Regions from separate parts of the Homo sapiens genome. Here region 2 is linked to region 1. Evidence: read pairs that join two places in POLR2A ChIA-PET (ENCODE). Cell type or tissue: GM12878. All regions are shown on one strand. Each heading gives the region's core, and the rest is flanking DNA. Links, peaks and the distances in the headings are about the cores only. Region 1 holds the start of ZDBF2 (zinc finger DBF-type containing 2). Region 2 has its middle 79 kb from the start of ZDBF2.

Region 1 (8,335 bases), core at 292-8,291:
CTTCTCACATTTATGAGGAAAATTAATCAATTAAACCAGCCTCTGACACAAAAAACATGTAAGACATTACTTACTTAAAATTTGGTCTCTTTTCCACTAATTTACTTCACTTATTAACCTACAGCAATAAAACAGAACAAACTTTTATTTTAAATTGTACTTACACATAAGGCAAATTTCAAGCTGAGAGAACCTAGAGCTTAAATGTAAACTTTGAAAAATCCTAAAATAAACTTTTGGGGGATTGAAAATATAATTAAAACATTCATTGAATAAAGGACAAAAGTAAACCATTAATCTAATATCACATACACACAAAATGTAAATACTTAAATATTTTTGGTCTTTAACCCTATGGCCCTTAACTCCTGTGGCATTATCACCTGCCACTTCCGTCATCTCTAGTGCCTTAATGACAGTGAGTTACAATAAACCAGAAGCATGTGTTGGCATTTTTAAAAATTAACATGCCAGGACCCCATCAGAAACTTAGCAAATCAAAATCCCAGTGGTCAAGGGAACCCAGGACATACGTTATAAAGCATATTTAAAATGCTCAAGGCAGCTGGGCATGGTGGCTCATGCCTGTAATCCCAGCACTTTGGGAGGCCGAGGCAGGTGGATCGCCTGCGGTTAGGAGTTTGAGAACAGCCTGGCCAACATGGCAAAAACCTGTCACTACTAAAAATACAAAAACTAGCTGGGTGTGGTGGCAGATGCCTATAGTCCCAGCTACTCGGGAGGCTGAGGCAATAGAATCGTTTGAACCCAGGAGGTGGAGGCTGCAGCATGCCGAGGTCACACCACTGCACTCCAGCCTGGGTGACAGAGCGAGGCTTTGTCTCGAAAAAATAAAATAAAATAGAATAAAATAAAATGCTCAAGGTGATTCTGCTGTAAGTTGACTCAATAACATAAGTCATTATTTTTTATAAACTAATAAAACTTATTTATTAAAGGGATCATTTCTTTAGGGTCTGGATTTATATTACTTTGCATGCCTAAATAGGTATTTTTATACAAACTCTGAATTCTCCTAGAACCTGATATTTTTATAAAGTAAAAAATTATTTACCTGGAGCAGAAAAGGTCAGGTATTTCATCAGCTGTATTAGTTCTGGCAAGTATCTGTAAATTAAAATAAAATCATTTTTTAGAAGAGGTCCCATAAGTGTCTACCATTGACCAAATAAATACATCCAGATATATTGTGAACGGTGACATGTTTCCAATAATATAAGAAAAAATATTAACTTTGGAGTACAAAGCACTTTACATACTATGACTCACTGAATCTCACACATGACCTCCTAAAGTTCTGGCGCAGTGACTGTGATGGCCCATCTAACCCACCATCAAACACTGCAGGTCTCTAGGTTCCTGGAACAGTAGCTGTAAAAGACTATAAGGCTCAATTGTGCCTCTGGTAAAGTTGAGAGCAAAAATGCTGTCAAACCCAAAATGAGCTTCATGAGAAACTTCCCGAGGCTCAGGTACCACGTTAGCTTTAATGAAAAATACTGTCAATTCTTTTAACACCTATCTATATCAATACACTATTAAGCAGAAGCATGTTTTTTATTCCTCCGCATTGTTGTAGGCAAAGTGCTGCTCCTTATCCAGGATCACTGGTTAAGAAAAAATTCCAACACATAGGCTCAAGAGAGCCAGTGACACCACGGTATAATCAAAGAATAACTATTAAGCACCCACTCAGCACAGAGTTCCATGCTAGAAACTTTAAGGGATAGAGACAAATATGAGACAAGTTTTCTTACCCTCAAAAAATTTAAAATGAAATTGGGAAATTAAAGCCAAAGAATGAGGTGCTGCCTAAGAAATGCCTCAGCAAAAATAATAAATGCTAATGAGTTCAACGCAAAGTTCAGTTTTAGCTAGAGCGGCGAGGGATGCCACTGTGGATACGGTTTTTTAACCAGATACTGGAAAATGGGTAGGATTTACTCACTCAAAGGTTGGGAAATGATACAACAAGCAAAGGTACGAAAGTAAGAAAATACAAAGTACATTTGGAGATAGTAAATTAATAAATTCAGCTGAATCTAAGGTTTCATTTGAGAATTTAAGGGGCAATAAACCAGGGCAAGTAGATTGGATTTTGACATGGTAGTATTCAAAAGCATACTAAAGAATTTAGACCGTATCTTTAGGCACTGTGGAAGTTTTTTTGGAAAGAGGTATTCTTGAGGGTGCTTTAAGAAAATTCTGGAAAAATGATTCTCTCCTACTCAAAGGAGCTTTTCAAAGCGTAAGGGATATAACTATTAACTACTCAGCACCATTTCCTAAAATACTGGAGAATTACTTAATTCCCGAAATCTCCAAGTTAAGAGTCAGTATCCCTTAAAGCATAGTCATGTATGCTTACAAAATAAGAAAATACACATTTAATTTTTCTTTAAAAAATGACTTTTATTAATTTTTATTACAAAAGTAAAGCATTTATAATAGTACAATTATAAAAATAAAGAGCATAAAAATCAGCCATAATCTACCCACCATTAACATGTATCGTATTCGTCTTTGTTCTAAACATATTTTTACAAAAATGGGAAGGTACAGTACATTCTATTCTATAGCCACCCTCTCTCACTGAACCACATATAATGAGCACCTTCATATACCATTATAAAATGCTATCATAAAATAGGAGAAAATAGAGTAAAATAAAATAGAATGTTTAATGATTGCATAGTATTTCATTTTGTCAGTGTAGATAAAAGCCCTGTCAAGACAAGAACCAGTAGTTGGTGGGTTAACTTCTTAAAGTCAATCAGTAAGATAATTTTTTAAATGCACACATAACCTTAATATTTAACTTAAAACTTCTAAATGTATATATGTTTAAGATCAAATGGGGCTTTTTTGTTTCATTGGTATTTTTAGTATGGGGACTGTTGCTTTTTTTTTTTTTTTTGGACAGATTAGCTAGAGTTTCGAGACATGTCTTTTCACAAACAACATCGTAATTCACCCGAGTTTCCATTTTTGTTCCTCTAAAGCAGAACAAAAATCTGAAGGCAGTTTCAAATCTGAGAGCAGAATTATCATCAATGTTAAACATTTTTCCCCAATGTCATACCCAGTTAAGTACTTTGCAAATATAGCCTTTTTATGAATCCAAAGCATTCTATTTATTTTTCATAAAAATAATAATGCTATTTTTAAAAAATGACTATGTTCACCTTCTTATTTCATTCATTTATGTAACATTTAAAATTGCATAAACCTATCCCAGGCAGTGAACAGAGATTTCTGAGCTACCCAGATGACTTAGGCAGAAATGTCTTAAAATACAAATAAAACAGCATTTTGTTTTTGGTTTTTTTTTTTTTAAAGAAATATTTCTTGCACACCTGAGATCTGCACCAGCTGCAGAGGTAAACATGGATAAAAATATTTCTGAAATGAGTCTGGAGTTGTCGTGTGTGTATTTCTCAAACTGAGTGTGGCGTGGCAGTGTGGTAAGAACTAACAAAACCCACAATCCTCATAAAACATATTTTTCAACTGCCTGACAAAAGAGACATCAACTTAATTTGAAAAATAATAATAATAAGGAAAGACAATAGAAAGGCATTTGGTTTTCTGAATAAGACAATCTAAATTTTCCGTCCAGCAGTAGGGAAACAATTGAGGAGCAATGACAAAACAATGGCCGAATGCATAAAAAGACCACACTAATTCAGTGTCAGTTCCTCCACACAACACTACTAATTTTCAATTTTCCCCTTTTCTGGATTATCCACGCTATGCTGGCTTTCCTCTGGTGACAAGCATTATCCTAGACACCTCTATTCAGTCTTAATAAAATAATAATAGCTAATACTTAGTACTTAATCTGAGCCAGGCGCTCTGTCAACAGCTTCCTGTGCATTATCTCATCTAAATAACAAACAGCTTTATAAGGTAGCTGCCATGATTAATTCCCATTTAACAAATCAGGGAACTGAGGTTGAGAGAAAAGAGGTATCTTGTTGCAGGTCTCACACCAATAACCAGCGTAACTGAGATGTGATCACTGGTCAATTTGAGTAGTTTATGCTTTAACCTCTTAACGACTTAGACACTTCCTCTCTGTATTTTTAGGAATACTACTTGTTTTAATATTAGGTGAAAACAAATAATTAGGACTCTTATTTGCTGCAATCAACATCACCACTATTCCAAAGAAAAAATAAAACTAATGTCTAGTTTAATTGCATCTTGCTCATTTGAGTGCTGACAGTACCTTGGATTAGCGACTCTCAAGATTATTTAACATGACACACAGGAACCAATAAATTTTTAATTACAACCGAGCACACACGCACAGGCACATACGCACACTTAAAAGATTTTTCACAAAACAATACTCTCATTACATGTAATGCAGTCTGATATTTTCTATGCGATCTTACTTTTTTTAATGCTAGTCACGACCCACTAAATTTCACAATGCACACGCGCACAGTTAAAATATTTTTCACAAAACAATACTCTCATTACATATAATGCATTCTGATTTTTTTATGCGATCTTATTTTTTTTTAAATGCTAGTCATGACTAAATTAATTTCACCATTCACGAACCGGCTGAAAAAACTCAGTTTGAAAAAACACTGCCTCCAATTATTATGCAGAGTAAACCATATTTTATAGAAACCAGTTCTTACCCTGAATTCAGCTTATTTCTATCCAAATCACTGGCCACTGCAGTGATACTTTATCAACTCTCTAACGAGTTGCTTTCTTGCCTTCTAGGCTTTAGGTTCAAACGATAGAGAAAAGGTCTTCCACGTATTAAGTGAAAAAAGCAAATAAACACCCCTTATGTAACACACGTATATATGTTTGTGTATTAATTAAAAAGGAAGGAAAGATACCCCCCAAATTGTTAGCAGATTCTCTCGAGGATGAGATCGCTACAGGCTGCCTCCATCGTCCCTCCCCCTCCCCACACGTAGCATATTGCTGTAAAAAAGAAAAACAAAAACAAGCTATTTCCTTTAGGTGGGGGTGGGGTTTTGGTCCCTTGAGAACCAGTATCTTGTTATGCATTTTTTTCACGAGCTACCAAGAATCATCGCGTGAGATAATCGCAGGAGCTGGTAAGGCCCTTCTTAGGAGCAAGTAAAAACGATGGCGTAACACGACCACATTTACACAACTGTTGCACGGCGGTAGTAAAAGAATCATTAACACAAAAATCAAACGTTTTCAAATAAACTATAATCGCCCGAGGCTGGGAAAGGCCTAGGTCTGGGGCCAGCTGGACCCAACGCAGGGCACTGGGGGAAGGGGGTGTGTGGACAGGTGGCTCGGGATCTCGGCCCCACAGGTGCCCAGGGGCAAGACTCCGCGGGTTCCCGGCCCTCAATCCGACCCCGCAGACCGCCCCCTCCCCAAGCCCGGACCCGAGGCCTCGTCCGCCGGCCCCTCTGACCCAGGGCCCCGGACAGAAGCGCAATGCAGCCTGCGCCCCACCTCCTTCCCTCGCCCCGCCACCTCGATCCCGGCCCGGAGCCGCCGACACCTCTCACGCAGCAGGGGCAGAAAGGGACGCGGGGTGGGGGGAAGCCGAGGACCTGCGAGGCGGCCGCGGGAGCCCAGCGAGCGGTCCTGGCGTCCCTCGGGAAGAAGGCGCCCCGGGCGCCCGGCGAGCAGGCCCCGCCCGCGGGCGTCGCCCCGGCCGCGCCCCGCCCCCGCCGCGGCACTCACCTCCGCGGAGGCTGCCCGGATTCCTTCCGGGCCGCGGTGGAGACCGAGGACCGAGCCGGGCGCTCTCCCTTCTTATTCCGGTTCCGCGGCGGCGCCCGAATCCCAGACCGTCCGAGCGCCACGGCCCCGCTGCCCGCGGAGCCAGAAATAGGCGACTTCGGCCCCTGCGGTCCGGAGGCGAGAAGCGGCGCGGGAGCGCGTCTCTCAGGACGCGGGCCCCGAGTCGCGACTCCACTCACGCAGGCATCCAAGGCAACGTGGCGTTGCAACCCTGATGGAGGTTTGACGTCAGGGAAGGTGCGAAAACCAGACCCCTTCTGACGCAGGAGCGGCGGGACCGCCCCCTGCCCGCCCACCCACTCACTCACTCTCCCACCCGGGCGGAGGAGCCCCTTCCTCCCCTCCAGAAGCTCTTAAAGCGGACACTTCCTCCCTGGTCAGGGCCCCACTCCGGAGCTTGGGAAATCTATCGCGTTCCAACAAAAATGACTAGACTCATAAGCACAGTTGGGACGCGAAGTAGAGACCAAGGTTTTAGCGTTTGAGGGTCCAAATAAAAACTGCTTGCCAATTCAAAGCAACGTATGAATGTAGAAAAGAAAACGGGGCTAAGAGAGCTAGTCGTTTCCGTTTCCATGCCTATTTCATAGTGAGGTGCATCTCACAAAAGCTGCTGTTCAATGAGCGCTTGCTCTGTGCTAGGCACCGTTTAAGGTTTCTATACATTATTGCATTTCATTTCAGAGTAACTCTGAATGAATCCTATTATTGTCCCCCTTTGACAAATTGAGAAAACTGAGGCTTAAGGAAGTTAGGTATTCAAAGATCTATCCTGCACATTAAAGGGTTACAAATATTAACAAACAACATTAGGTCATGCAATTATATTCACTGCGCTACCCCATTACGAATATAGTTGTGAGCAAAAACAGTTTAAGTGTAACGGAGATCACAAACCTAAATGAATCACACTACTGAATATGAAATTATAATCTGCGATAAGAAGGTTCTGAAACACCTAAACCAATTTTACTAAAATGGAGAGAGGCCCTGTTGCAAAGCTTATGTCTAATGTAAAAATAATCTTAAAATGAGCTACTTTGCTCTTTGGCTGTAGCTGTAATTGTCGTTACCCTTTTTAGTAAGCTTGTGATTTTGTCCCTTTAAAGAACAACAACAAAAAAACTTGCCTATTGCTTTTGCGTCCATTGTTTTTATTCTTTCTGTATTTCTCAGCTCCTTCTTCCCCCACTACATCTTTCTCTCACTTTAAAGTTGGGCTCCTGCAACTGTTCGATTTATAACCTCCCTTAGATTTAACATACCAAAAAGTACGGATTTCTTTTAAGGCAAGTTTTTTCCACATCCCAACTTTGGAATTATAGAAAATCCACTATACATTGATCGAAGCACCATGACATTATGTATTTCACAGATGCTAAGCCATGTTTTTCCCCACATTTTAACATCTGTGAAATCAAGATGCATCTTATAAACTCTCGTTGACCGGGTGGCAGTACAGACCTGGTTGTCATTACCTCCACGTATTACAACGTGGATGTTGCTGTGCAGGTTGTCCTCATTTCAACTGAGATAAGTGCATTGTTTAATAAAACCCATAACCCTAGGAGGAAGGGAATTAACAGACAAAAGTCACTCAAACTTGGAGAGAGATTTTCCTAGGGAAAGAGGGAAGATTTGCCTGGAGAAGATTTTCCTAGGACCAAAAAGAGATTTCCCCAGCATTTAGAAAAGAAAGAGATGGGACTGGCTAAGAACTAGTAGTCTTCTGGGAGCCCTGAGTTACTTACCAAGTACATTCATTCTTGATGGATTTTGGGAACCCATATATGAACAGTTAAATACTAAGCCTACTTGCACCCCCCAAAAATGAAATAACTTCGATATTATTCTTGATAGCCTGATTAGTCAGTTACAACCCCTACAGCTTTTATTCAATAACACCATTGAAGGAGGAAAACAAGTCCTGAATGTTTTGCGTGAAAACACAAAATTGACATATTCAGGTGAGATCAAGAAGGTGCCAGCATCAAAACTTGCAGAATAAGATCAGCTGCTTGGAAGAAAATCCTGCATACAATAGTGCAGCATTCTTCCTTCCTTTCTCTCCCTCTCTGTTTTTTGTTTTTGTTTTTGTTTTTGTTTTGAGACAGGGTCTCCTTCTGTCACCCAGGCTGGAGTTCAGTGGCGCAAACACGGCTCACTGCAGCCTTGACCTCCCAAGCTCAAGCGATCTTCTTGCCTTAGTCTCCAAAGTGGCTGGGACCACAGGCGTGTGCCACCATGCCTGGCTAATTTTTTTACTTTTTGTAGAGATGGGGGTTCTCACTTTTTTGCCCAGGCTGGTCTCGAACTCCTGGCTTCAAGGGATCCTCCCACATTCACCTCCCAAAGTGCTGAGATTACAGATATGAGCTGTAACTGTGCCCAGCTGGAGCATTCTTAAAGTTAGATGCATCACCAACACTTTTGGTGGAAAGCTACAGCCATGGACAACTGATTCAAAAAGTGATTCATAAAAGTTGAGCTCTGGGCTTGGCGCGGTGGCTCACGCCTGTAATCCCAGCACTTTGGGAGCGCGAGGTGGGCGGAT
Region 2 (8,335 bases), core at 94-8,093, 77 kb before region 1:
CATGCTTCACCATGGTCACCAAAGTCACCAAGCTTTGTGACTTTGGGAAAGCCACTGAACCTTTTAAATTCCCCATGAGAGGCCGGGTGCGGTAGTTCACGCCTGTAATCCCAGCACTTTGAGAGGCCAAGGCAGGTGGATCACTTGAGGTCAGGAGTTCGAGACCAGCCTGACCAACATGGCAAAATCCTGTCACTACTAAAAATACAAAAATTAGCTCCCTCTCCCTCTCCCTCTCCCAGTCTCCCTCTGAACTGTCCTGCTGCCATCTCGGCTCACTGCAACCTCCCTGCCTGATTCTCCTGCCTCAGCCTGCCAAGTGCCTGCCATTGCAGGCGCGCGCCGCCACGCCTGACGGGTTTTCGTATTTTTTTGGTGGAGACGGGGTTTCACTGTGTTGGCCGGGCTGGTCTCCAGCTCCTAACCACGGGTGATCCGCCAGCCTCGGCCTCCCGAGGTGCCGGGATTGCAGACGGAGTCTCGTTAACTCAGTGCTCAATGGTGCCCAGGCTGGAGTGCAGTGGCGTGATCTCGGCTACAACCTCCACCTCCCAGCCGCCTGCCTTGGCCCCCCAAAGTGCCGAGATTGCAGCCTCTGCCCGGCCGCCACCCCGTCTGGGAAGTGAGGTGCGTCTCTGTCTGGCCGCCCATCGTCTGGGATGTGAGGAGCCCCTCTGCCTGGCTGCCCAGTCTGGAAAGTGAGGAGCGTCTCTGCCCGGCCGCCATCCCACCTAGGAAGTGAGGAGCGTCTCTGCCCTGCCGCCCATCGTCTGAGATGTGGGGAGCACCTCTGCCCCGCCGCCCCATCTGGGAGGTGAGGAGCGTCTCTGCCCGGCCGCCCGTCTGAGAAGTGAGGAGACCCTCGGCCTGGCAACCACCCCATCTGAGAAGTGAGGAGCCCCTCCGCCCGGCTGCCACCCTGTCTGGGAACTGAGGAGCGTCTCTGCCCGGCAGCCACCCCGTCCGGGAGGTGAGGGGCGCCTCTGCCCCGCCGCCCCTACTGGGAAGTGAGGAGCCCCTCAGCCCGGCCGGCCGCCCCGTCCGGGAGGGAGGTGGGGGAGTCAGCCCCCGGCCCGGCCAGCCGCCCCGTCCGGGAGGGAGGTGGGGGGTCAGCCCCCCACCCAGCCAGCCACCCCGTCCGGGAGGTGAGGGGCACCTCTGCCCCGCCGCCCCTACTGGGAAGTGAGGAGCCCCTCTGCCCGGCCAGCCGCCCCGTCCGGGAGGGAGGTGGGGGGGTCAGCCCCCCGCCCGGCGAGACGCCCCGTCCGGGAGGGAGGTGGGGGGTCAGCCCCCTGCCCGGCCAGCCGCCCCGTCCAGGAGGTGAGGGGCGCCTCTGCCCGGCCGCCCCTACTGGGAAGTGAGGAGCCCCTCTGCCCGGCCAGCCGCCCCGTCCGGGAGGGAGGTGGGGGGGTCAGCCCCCGGCCCGGCCAGCCGCCCCGTCCTGGAGGGAGGTGGGGGAGTCAGCCCCCGGCCCGGCCAGCCGCCCCGTCCGGGAGGGAGGTGGGGGGTCAGCCCCCCACCCAGCCAGCCACCCCGTCCGGGAGGTGACGGGCACCTCTGCCCCGCCGCCCCTACTGGGAAGTGAGGAGCCCCTCTGCCCGGCCAGCCGCCCCGTCCGGGAGGGAGGTGGGGGAGTCAGCCCCCCGCCCGGCCAGCCGCCCCGTCCGGGAGGGAGGTGGGGGGGGTCAGCCCCCCGCCTGGCCAGCCGCCCCGTCCGGGAGGGAGGTGGGGGGGTCAGCCCCCCACCCGGCGAGACGCCCCGTCCGGGAGGGAGGTGGGGGGTCAGCCCCCTGCCCGGCCAGCCGCCCCGTCCGGGAGGTGAGGGGCGCCTCTGCCCGGCCGCCCCTACTGGGAAGTGAGGAGCCCCTCTGCCCGGCCACCACCCCGTCTGGGAGGTGTACCCAACAGCTCATTGAGAACGGGCCATGATGACAATGGCGGTTTTGTGGAATAGAAAAGGGGGAAAGGTGGGGAAAAGATTGAGAAATCGGATGGTTGCCGTGTCTGTGTAGAAAGAAGTAGACATGGGAGACTTTTCATTTTGTTCTGTACTAAGAAAAATTCTTCTGCCTTGGGATCCTGTTGATCTATGACCTTACCCCCAACCCTGTGCTCTCTGAAACATGTGCTGTGTCCACTCAGGGTTAAATGGATTAAGGGCGGTGCAAGATGTGCTTTGTTAAACAGATGCTTGAAGGCAGCATGCTCATTAAGAGTCATCACCATTCCCTAATCTCAAGTACCCAGGGACACACACACTCTGCCTAGGAAAACCAGAGACCTTTGTTCACTTGTTTATCTGCTGACCTTCCCTCCACTATTGTCCTATGACCCTGCCAAATCCCCCTCTGCGAGAAACACCCAAGAATGATCAATAAAAAAAAAAAAAAAAAAAAAAAAAAAAAAAAAAGTTGTTCTCGTGTAAGTATAGAGTAGAATAGTGGTTACTAGAGGCTAGGAAGAAGAGAGGGAGGAAGGATAAAAGAGGTTGGTTAATGGATACCATATTACAGCTAGATAGGAGGAATAAGTTCTAGTAGTCTATAACACTGTAGGGTGAATATAGTTAACAACAATTTATTGTATATTTTTAAACAGCTAGAAGAGGATTTTTAATGGTTTCCAATACAAATAAATGATAACTGTTTGAGGTGACGGATATGTTAATTACCCTGAATTGATCATAACATATTGTATATATCAATATGATACACAATGTGTATCAAAATATTACACTGTCCCCATAAATATGTACAATTATTACATGTTGATTAAAAAATAATAATTTTTAGGCCAGACACAGTGGCTCACGCCTGTAATCCCAGCACTTTGGGAGGCTGAAACAGGCGGATCACTTGAGGTCAGGAGTTCAAGACCAGCCTAGCAAACATAGTGAAAGCCTGTCTCTACTAAAAATACAAAAACTAGTTGGTGTTGTGGCAGGCGCCTGTAATACCAGCTACTCGGGAGGCTGAGGCAGAAGAATCACTTGAACCTGAGAGGCAGAGGTTGCAGGGAGCTGAGATTGCTCCACTGCACTCCAGCCTGCGAGACAGAGCAAGACTGTCAAAAAAAAAAAAAGTTAAAGAAATATCAAAGCATTGAAAGCACTTCTTTCTTTCCTGTTACAGTAAATCATTTTCTTAGGGCATTTCAAAGACTAGCTTTTGTCAGTAGTAGAAGGCAATATGAGGATGTATTATCCTCCCATCTAGGCTACTTCTCTACCTCGCCTGAGGGTAAAGTGATGGAGATGAGAGGAGAAAAATGAAGGCTTCAACTCTTCTTCTGTATGTTGTGATTTTGAATTTTAACACAGTTTTATATTTTAATATATTTACTTAGCATTATAGCGTAAACACTTTCCCATGCTATAAAATAGTATTTTTAGTAGCTACAGAATATTTCATTGAATAGATATACAATGACTACTTAACTATTTCTCTATGTGTACATTAGGTTTCCCTCCAATTTTTCATTATCTTAAATAAGGCTGCAATAAACGTCTCTCATATACAGCACTTTCCTTACAGCTACTTGCTGAGGATGGATGCTTAAAAGTAGAACTGCTAGGCCAGGCTCAGTGGCTCACGCCTGTAATCTCAGCACTTTGGGAGGCAGACAAAGGCAGATCACACGAGGCCAGGAAATCGAAACCAGCCTGGGCAATATGGTGAAACCCCATCTCTACTAAAAATAATTTTTTTAAAAAATTAGCCGGGTGTGATGGCGTGCTCCTGTATTCCCAGCTACTCAGGTGGCTGAGGCATGAGAATCCCTTGAACCCTGGAGATGGAGGTTAAAGTGAGCCAAGATTGTGCTACTGCACTCCAGCCTGAGCAACAAGCAAGATCCTATCTCAAAAAACAAATAAATAAATAAATAAAATCAGTTTAAATAAAAATAAATAAACAAATAAAAGTAGAACAACTAAACTGGTGCTGTAGCATGTGCCTGTAATCCCAGCTGTTTGGGAGGCTGAGTCAAGAGGATCCCTTGTGCCCAGCAGCTTGAGACCAGCTTGAGCAACATAGTAAGATTCTGTCTCACAAATATATATACCTTTTGACCAGTAGGGGTTTGTTTTGTTTTGTTTTTGAGATGGGATCTCATCATGTTGCTCAGGCTGGGCTCCAATTCCTAGCCACAAGTGATCCTCTGGCCCCAGCCTCCCAAGTACCTGGGACTATAGTCACGTGTCACTGGGCCTGGCTTTGTTTTCTAAATTCTTGATAAATATTGGCAAACACTTTTCTCTGAAAGACATGTGTACATTTAGACCTTTACCAGAAACATATGAGACTGGATGTGGGTGATTTTAAAACCAAAAAAATGACATGATCAGATTTTTAAAAGGTTATGTCTGACTTCATGTCTGGGCCTAATTAGATGGTGGGGGGTTATGGTAGTCCAGGTACAGATGGTGAGGGCCTGGTAAGAACTAGAGGGAAGGTGCTGGGCGCAGTGGCTCACGCCTGTAATCCCAGCACATTGGGAGGCTAAGGCGGGCAGATCACTTGAGGTCAGAAGTTTGAGACCAGCCTGGCCAACATGGTGAAACCTCATCACTACTAAAAATACAAAAATTAGCCCCAGGTGTGGTGGTGGGCACCTGTAATCCCAGCTACTTGAGAGGCTGAGGCAGGAGAATCACTTGAACCCAGGAGGCAGAGGTTGCAGTGAGCAGAGATCACACCACAGCACTCTAGCCTGGGCAACAAAGCAAGACTCCATCTCAAAAAACAAAACAAAACAAAACAAAAAAACAAAAACAAAACTGGAAGTAAGGCTTCTTTAAGTAGGCTTAGTCACCAGACAACCAGCAAAGAAGAAAGGCCTTTAAATTGCCACGTATCTATTCCACAGTTAAGACATCACATATTGTCTGCTGTGTTTGCTTGAAGGTTACTGCAGCATCTGAGGATCCTTGAGGATGTTTTCTGTTCACATAAAGACACATGATGCAGAAAGGTCATAAATATGTCATGTCATATTAAAGTAGAAAGAAGCACAGAAAGGCTCAGATATTTTTTACATTCAAGCTTTCTTTTTTAAAAAACAAAATGCTTTCCTTACTTCATTTCTTATTGCAAAAATAAGCCATGCTCACTTTCCTACTTGGAATTGTCATGCTGCTTCTCTCACATCCTAGAGAGCTTTAACGTCTTTTTGATAGTCCTACAGCCTCAGAATAAATTTCCCTCAAGACCATTTTAGAGCCTAAAAATAGCTATAGTGTTAGAGTTACCTTTTCCTTGAGTAAGAAAGGTAATCTTTATAAATCACTTTAAATTGTCCATTTACAACTAACTAGAACTTAAATCTCTATTTTAAAGTTCTTAAGCTTGCCTTATAAACCTAAATACACAAAGAGTATTGACCTAAACCCTGACTCTTGGCTATATTAACTCTAATTGTCAACTGCAGCAGCAATTTACTCAACTAAATGGGATAAAATCATCCAAGAAGAAAAAGAAGAGGAGGATGGCGAGAGGAGGAGGAAGGGGAAGGGAAGAAAAAGAAAGATGAAGAGGAAGAAAAATGCTTATTTCATGTAGTTTTACCTAATTTGTTTGGTTTATCCTTCACTTCCATGGAAATTTGCTTAGAGATTAAAAAATTAAATCTGTCTATAAGGGAAACATGGAATAATATTTCATCACAATAAATTTTAATGCACTTCTTCTTCATCTCTATGTATCTGTCTAAGTTGGTTCCTTCATATGTGATACTTCCACAAAAATTGGAAATTACTATTTTTACAACCAGCTCCCTCATTCTTGCCTTGTCCCTGCTACTGCAGAATCTGCTCCACATGCTTCATACAGTAAGTCTCATTTAAGGATAAACCAAAAGCTACAGAGTGTCCAGCACCTTCAAGAACAGAAGTAATTTCATCAGCTGATTTTCCGCAGATTATAACTGGCTTTCCTCTACTACCAACTCCAGTTTTTTTAACCGACAAAATCACACTTTTGTTCAAAAATAGTGGTTAGCCCCAGCAAGCCTGCATAAATCTATTTACCCCCATAATATATCTATAGTATTGCATTTATACTACTACCAAAGTGATCACATACTAGAAGAAATAGTTACAGCCTGTGCGTGTGTGTGTGTATTTTAAGAGATGGGGTCTCATTCTATCACCCAGGCTGAAGTGCAGTGGCATGATCATAGCTTGCTGCAGCTTCCAATTCCTAGGCTCAAGCAAGCCTCCCATATCAGCCTTCTGATTCCCTGGGATTACAAGCATAAGCCGCCCAGCCCAGTTCTAGTTTTTATTACATTAAGAAGTAAGGTTTTCAACCAAACTTTTAAAGTGTCAAGTATCAGGAAGGCACTTCACTGGCAATGAGGGAAAACAATTGGAGGCTCAGGCACTACAAGGAAGGGAAGAAGGAAGGGATGGGAGAGAGGAAAAGAGGAAAGGAAGAAGGGAGGAAGGGAGGGAGGGAATATAATAAATAGATACCTCATATCTATCATCTATCTATCTATCTATCTATCTATCTATCTATCTATCATAATATATAACTAAATGTAAACAAAGTTCCATATTTTGACCCAATTAGAAATCCAAAACTTATATACTAAAGAATTTATATAACAAAAAGATTTTAAAAGGTCTGGTTGGCTTTTGTGCTTCTACAACACAGGTTTTAACTTAACTTTAGCATTTGTTACAATACACCAGTTGACAAAACTTCATGGATTTAATCAACACTGGGCTCAAATTATAGTCATTCATGGGAATCACATGAAATTTAAACACTGTGCTTCCCTATGATCTTGAGAAGGTAACTAAATATAATATAAAGAAAAAAATGGGTATGTCTCACTTTAACTATAGCCTTGCCTAAATTTCCCATAGTCAGAGTATCCATTGCTGTTTATATTGGGCATATATACTCTGATAAATTAAAATTAAAATAAGTTTATAGTGGTTACAAACTGCCTTGATAAAATGTGACACTGTGAACCCCCAGTTAAAATAGTTAATATGGCCCAACAAGTTAAAACTGGGCCTTCAAGAATTAAAATGTATTATGTATATATATATAGAGAAAATCCAGTTAATAAAGGGTCCCCATTACTTCTACATTTGAGAACTGATATGGTTTGGCTCTGTGTCCCTACCCAAATCTCCTCTTGAATTGTAATCCCCACGTATCGAGGGAGGGGCCTGGTGGGAAGTGATTGAATTGTGGGGAGGTTTCCGCCATGCTGTTCTTTGATAGTGAGGGAGTTCTCACTAGATCCGATGGTTTAAAAGTGGCAGTTTCCCCTGTACGCTCTCTCTCTTGCTGTCTTGTGAAGAGGGTACTTCCTTCTCCTTCACCTTCCACCATGATTTTAAGTTTCCTGAGGCCTCCCAGCCATGCAAAACTGTGAGTCGATTAAACCTCCTGCCTTTATAAATTACCCAGTCTCAGGCAGTTCTTTATAGTGTGTGAAAACAGACTAATACAGAGAATTGGTACCGGGAGAGGGGCACTGCTATAAAGATAACCTGAAAATGTGGAAATGACTTTGGAACTGGGTAACAGGCAGAGGTTGAGACAGTTTGGAGGACTCAGAAGAAAATGGAGGGGTAGTGGGAGGGAAAGCATCAGGAAGAATAGATCATGGACACTGGGCTTAATACCTGGGTGATGGGATGATGTGTACAGCAAACCACCATGGCACACATCTACCTATGTAACAATTCTGCACATCCTGCACACGTATCCTGCAACTTAAAATAAAAGTTGAAGAAAAAAAATCCCTTATGTATTAAAAAAGAACAGAAAGAAGGCAGGAAGATATGGGAAAGTTTGGAACTTCCTAGAGACTTGTTGAATGATTTTGACCAAACTGCTGATAGTGATATGGACAATGAAGTCCAGGCTGAGGTGGTCTCAGATGGAAATGAGGAACTTAATGGGAACTGGAGTAAAGGTCACTCATGCTATCCTTTAGCAAAGAGACTGGCAGCATTTTACCCCTGCCCTAGAGATCTGTGGGACTTTGAACTTGAGAGAGATGATTTAGGGTATCTGGGGAAGAAATTTCTAAGCAGCAAAGTGTTCACGAAGTGTCCTGGCTGTTTCTGAAAGCATTCAGTCATATGCATTCACAAACAGATTATCTAAAACTGGAACTTTTATTTAAAAGGAAAGCAGAGTATAAAACTTAGGAAAATTTGCAGCCTGATGATGAGGTAGAAAAGAAAAACCCATTTTCTAGGGAGAAATTCAAGCTGGCTGCAGAAATTTGCATAAGTAAAAAGGAACCAAATGTTAATAGCCAAGATAACGGGGAAAATGTCTGCAGGGCATGTCAGAGATCTTTGCAG

Evidence for each region. Peaks named below come from ENCODE experiments on the same cell type or tissue, not always from the same donor. Only the 100,000 strongest peaks of a DNase experiment are listed, where the experiment ranks them.
Region 2: POLR2A ChIA-PET joins it to region 1 with 10 read pairs; 2 of 35 experiments call an interaction of 5 or more read pairs at or near these places.

The regions. Positions count from the first base shown.
Region 1 is chr2:206,272,333-206,280,667 of GRCh38, reverse strand. ZDBF2 (zinc finger DBF-type containing 2) reads right to left here and starts at 6,005. Exons shown (of 5, transcript NM_020923.3): 1 at 5,722-6,005; 2 at 1,076-1,128. RefSeq lists an enhancer at 5,148-5,647 and silencers at 5,311-5,770, 6,051-6,110. In GM12878, for the core only: no CTCF peak of the experiment used is centred there; a DNase peak (open chromatin) is centred at 5,017; H3K4me3 peaks cover 3,326 bases; H3K27ac peaks cover 2,852 bases.
Region 2 is chr2:206,349,630-206,357,964 of GRCh38, reverse strand. No RefSeq gene overlaps it. Among named protein-coding and RNA genes, the nearest start is that of ZDBF2, 79 kb to the right of the region's middle. In GM12878, for the core only: no CTCF peak of the experiment used is centred there; a DNase peak (open chromatin) is centred at 3,634.